2 separate regions of the Homo sapiens genome follow, and region 1 is linked to region 2. Evidence: read pairs that join two places in POLR2A ChIA-PET (ENCODE). Cell type or tissue: OCI-LY7. All regions are shown on one strand.

Region 1 (2,500 bases), 1.5 Mb before region 2:
TTTCCCAAGTTAAATTTCTCATCCTCCCTCCATCACCAACCTGTTATTTTTTTCTCTCTGTTTTAACCTCTCTGGCTCCCTTCACAACCTTGTCACTCAGTCATCACTGATTCCTCCCTTGGTTTGGGTGGTCACTTACTCACCAAGTTCTGCTGTCTTCTCATCTGTGTGTCTCCCATTCTCACTTCCATTTGCATTCTGTTAAACCTCCTTTTGTTTTTAAGGTAGCAGAAGGTGGTTTCTTGAAAAGACAACAATCCAGAGAATGCTAGCCAAGCACTTCTATTCTCCATTCCCTCTCTAGAGGACAGAGAGCTTTCTCATTATGTAGTTTTACCCATGTGGCTATTTTCAAACCAAATTTTTTTTGCGAAGTAAGTTTCAAAAACTTTTCCAGGCTGGACACAGTGGCTCATGCCTGTAATCCCAGCACTTTGGGAGGCCGAGTTGTCTCTTGGAAACAAGGGCAAGGGTTGAGGGTCAGAACTGCAGTGGGTGGCAAAGATAAGAGCGTTTCTGCTCTATAAATTTACATTCTGACTTTTGAACAATGTAAGTATATTGTCATTTTAGATTATATTTTAAAATGTTTATAAACTGCTGAGGTTCTTCCCTGGAAGCCATTTCAAGCCCAGCTGGGTTGATCTTCCTTATGGTCTGTTTCTTCCCTGCAGGGAGACCTGGTCCCTTTCTTTTCTTTCATCTTACTTCACTTAGCTAGACATTATTAGATCTTCCCATACTTTCAAGCAGAAGCTTCTTTTCTTAAGCTCATGTATTATAATGTAACAGCTTAGAGTTGGACATATCTGAGTTCAAGTTAATCTCTGCCACTTACTATATGACCTTGAAATAGTAACTTAATTTCTCTGTGCCTCAGTCACTTCATTTGTAAAGTGAATATAATAATAACCTCCTTCCTAGGGTTGCTGTAAAGCTTAAGATAACGCGGCCGGGCACGGTGGCTCACACGTGTAATCCCAGCACTTTGGGAGGCTGAGGCAGGCGGATCACCTGAGGTCAGGAGTTCGAGACCAGCCTGGCCAACATGGTGAAACCCCGTATCTACTAAAAATACAAAAATTAGCCAGGCGTGGTAGTGGGCACCTGTGGTCCCAGCTACTTGGGAGACTAAGGCAGGAGAATCGCTTGAGCCCAGGAGGCAGAGGTTGCAGTGAGCAGAGATCGCGCCACTGCACTCTAGCCTGGGTAACAGAGCGAGACTCTGTCTCAAAAAACAAACAAACAAAAAAACCCAAAACAATAAAACCTTTTCCAATTTAGAGAGCAATCAGAATTATAACGTCTTGAGTATTTTCCTTTTGATTTTTTCCCCTAAGAAAAGCACACATCATTTTTGAATGTTTGTGGGGAAAATATGATGTGTCACCCAGTTCTGGGCCTCTTCCCATCTGTACCCTGAGCCCACATGTTCATGTACTCCACAGTCAACACACATCCGCCCCCATCCGCCTCAGCCTAACAAAATGAAGAAATTTACTCAACGACAGGGCTGGCAGCAAATCATTCCCAATGGGGGTCTGGGAACAGACATTTCCAGGAAACAACATCTCATCTCCTGGAAAGGAGTTGGAGCCTCATTTCCCCTTTCCACAAATGCAGTCCTTTTCTTACAGAGGAGGAAGAGGCCATGGGAGCCCGAGCCCCTATCCTGTGGTATATACTTCTGTCTCCTCTATCTTCTTGTCACCCAAGCCCCTTCAGGACAATGGAGGGCACACGGGCTGGTTTAATCTGGAAGAGGCTCACTAATTCAGTAAAGGGATGGGTCAAAACTAAATTCATAAATGTTCTTACTTCCAAACAGCTTCTCTTCTAGGGCTCCATATCTCATCTTCCCATCAGTCATTCAAACTAAAACTCTCTGGCTCAGTGTCATCGTGGGTCCCACTCTCCCTCTTCCTCACCTTCAAAACACTCCTCTGCTTTCTCTTCATTTCCAGCCCCATCACCCCAACCTCCTTCAGGCTCATCCTCTGGCCTGAACTTCCTGTGCTTCTTACTTAGTTGTCCTCATGATACATTTTCTCAAAGCACAGCCCGATCACCCTTAACACTGCCATGTGTACCTAGAATTAAGTTTAAAAAGCACTTCCATATCCTCTCTCACCATGTTACCCTCTGATGAGGAGCACGCAATGCTTCCCTGCTGCTCAGGGGTCTGAGTCCATGAGTCAACATAGGACTTAAAGCAGTCCCCAGTCCTGCCCCCACCGTGCTTCACTGTTTTGCCTCTGGGCCTCTGCTCACCTGCTTTCCTCAGCCCCTCGGATTCTTTCCATCATCACCAGCTGCAAAACACTGCCAGTCTCCCAAGGCTCAGCTCAGATGGAGCCTTTCATGACACTGTAGCCAGTCACTGCTCCCACTCCTGCATCTCCGTGATATTTGGACACTTACAGCATTTCCCACATTTTGCTCCAAGAGATAGCCATGTTTGGCTCCAAGAGGTAACCATCACTATACACACCTCATCAGC
Region 2 (2,500 bases):
GTAATAAAGACCCACTTAAGATTAATAACCATGAATTTGAAATGAGACGATACCAGCACTGTTTTGTGGGTTTTATTTTTCCAGCTTGTTGCAGTTGCGTGGAACCAAAATTGGATGCTTCCTAGACAAATACAATGAAAGGAATATGGGTAAGAAATTTGACTTTTATATAAGAAACTAATTATAATGAAGAGTTATAGAATTTAAAGAGTTTAAGGAAAGAACTCAATGTATAGACTGCACTAATATTTCTTGGTGTCAAGGAGTCGATAAAGTAGGCCAAAAAAAAGATGAACTGAAAAACTCATATGTAATTGGCAGCAAGTGGGGGTGCTTAAAATTGAGACTATCAAACCTGCAGTTACAGGTTATATAATTGTATAGATCATGACCAAGAGAAAGGAGTATAATTAGGAGGATCCCAGTGACTAAAAATCTTCAAGGTTTAAGTAGAAGTGATGTGTGTGATGGAAGGGTATTGCTGGAACATATTGTCTGGTAATACCGAACATGAGAAGCTGAAGATGTTTTAGAAGGAGTAAAGATAGTCTGGAAAAGGTAATGAGCAAGGAGAATACCTCTTCTACTTCAGGCTCCAGACTATGAGAAATATGAAAGAACAAAAGAAGCACCTTTTAAGGAGGCTTCAAGGGAAAGGGTTAATTCAGAGAAGTTGGGTTTTCATTAGAGCAAGAGGAGAAGGAAACATTGAGGTTATAGAGTTTACTGAAAACTGATGTTGGCTTTTGGAGAGTACAGCAGAAAGGTTGAAAGAGTTAGGGAAAAGAAGAAAATAAGAGTCAGGAAAAAAAAAAAACTATATTTGGTGCCTTATGTAGATTAGAATCCAGAGTATAATGGAATACCCGGAAGCCTTGAGCTTCTTGTGACCAATGACCTTATATCTGAAGACATAATTAGTGGTTAGTTGTAATGACCTCAAAGCAGATAGTTGTCTTGCGACCTGAGAGTTAGGGATGGTATGTACGAGAATAAGTGCTTTTAATCAGTTTTATATCATGAAGTACTTTTCATTAAATATGCTATGACATCATTGTAATGGATGAATAGTTGAGTGTACTCATGACATCATTGTAATGAATAAATAGGATGAATTCCATAGTATACATACAAAGTAATTTCATTAGTTAATTCAGAAAGAATTTATTAAGTGCCTAACAGGTGCCGGTCATTAAGTTAAGTGCTAGGCATACAGCAAAGGTCAGACACATCAGATATGATCTCTGTCTCCATTGAACTTAAAAATACAGCAGAGGAGAAAGATATTGAACATGGAATGAGAGAGGAGAGAGCATTCCTAAATTACTGTGGATACCTAAGACTGGTGGGCATGGGCTAGAGGGTGGTGAGAGATGAAGAATCAAGAAGAGTTTACTAGGTGAAGAGATAACATCACATTGATCGAGAAAATAAACAGCACATTAGGGGAAAAACCTTTAGGACAGAAAAGTTGAGAGCACAGTGGACAGTGACATAAAGCAGAAGCAGTTACAGGAACAGAGCCCACCGCTTGGTCAAGAGGCGTTTGGGTTTATTTCCCAGCTCTTAAGACACGTTAGTAGTTGTCACATTTTTCTCATATTTAACATGGTTGTTATTTATGACAATGACTATCCCTTAGGAAAAACTTTGCCCCAGATATATGATTTCTTTATTTTCCTTGGTATTGGTAAGAAAAGTACATATAAACCTTTTAACCGAATTTTAAAAGTTGCCAAAGTATACTTTTTTCAATAATTAATTCCCCTCGCTTTCCCCAAGAGTTAATCAGTCTTTTGTTCCCTGATAGATGAAATCTGACATCCCATTGTATTTCCTTAACTCTTTGTGAGATTGAGCATTTTGTTTTCACTTAAATTAGTCAACTATATTTTCTCTGTACTTAACTGCTTATTGCCTGTCTTTTGACCATTTTCCTGTTAAAAATTTTAAAAATCAGTAATTGATTTTGAGAATTTTTCCTTATTAGTAGTATTGGTTCTTTATATTTTGCTAATTTTTCCTGGTTGGTCTTTTTCTTAACTTTTATACTGTGTTTTTTTAAAATACAGAATTGTGTTCATGTTTTACATTTTAGATTTTATGGTCAAAGTTTTCTGACAGTCTTAATGACATATTTTATATTTTATATCATAGTTAGGAAAGTTTTTCCCCTTGTAAGATATTTTTAGTATATTTGTGAGCTGTTGGTTTTTGTTTTATATTCTTTTATTTTTCATTGACAATTTATCCATCTGTAATTGGTGAATGGAGTTTCAGCAAGAAATAGCCAAAGATGTCCCCAGGATTTTGAACACAGGTGATTACAAGGACAAAGATACCATCACCAAATAGAAAACATGTGGAAGGAAGTGCCAAGGAGTAAGCCAGGGTAGAAAAAACTTTGTTTTGGGGGCTGGAAAGTTAAACTCAACTTACACCTCCAAAAAACAAGTAAAATTATAATTGCTTTATAGGATTTTTGTGACTACGTTTGTAA

Evidence for each region. Peaks named below come from ENCODE experiments on the same cell type or tissue, not always from the same donor. Only the 100,000 strongest peaks of a DNase experiment are listed, where the experiment ranks them.
Region 1: POLR2A ChIA-PET joins it to region 2 with 7 read pairs; 2 of 35 experiments call an interaction of 5 or more read pairs at or near these places.

What each region holds. Positions count from the first base shown.
Region 1 is chr5:119,326,209-119,328,708 of GRCh38, reverse strand. It overlaps a transcript of TNFAIP8 not described here. Among named protein-coding and RNA genes, the nearest start is that of TNFAIP8, 29 kb to the left of the region's middle. In OCI-LY7, no CTCF peak of the experiment used is centred here; a DNase peak (open chromatin) is centred at 1,435; H3K4me3 peaks cover 1,132 bases; H3K27ac peaks cover 1,254 bases.
Region 2 is chr5:117,855,480-117,857,979 of GRCh38, reverse strand. All of the region lies in intron 1 of LINC02147 (long intergenic non-protein coding RNA 2147), which reads right to left. Among named protein-coding and RNA genes, the nearest start is that of LINC02147, 130 kb to the right of the region's middle. In OCI-LY7, no CTCF peak of the experiment used is centred here; no DNase peak of the experiment used is centred here.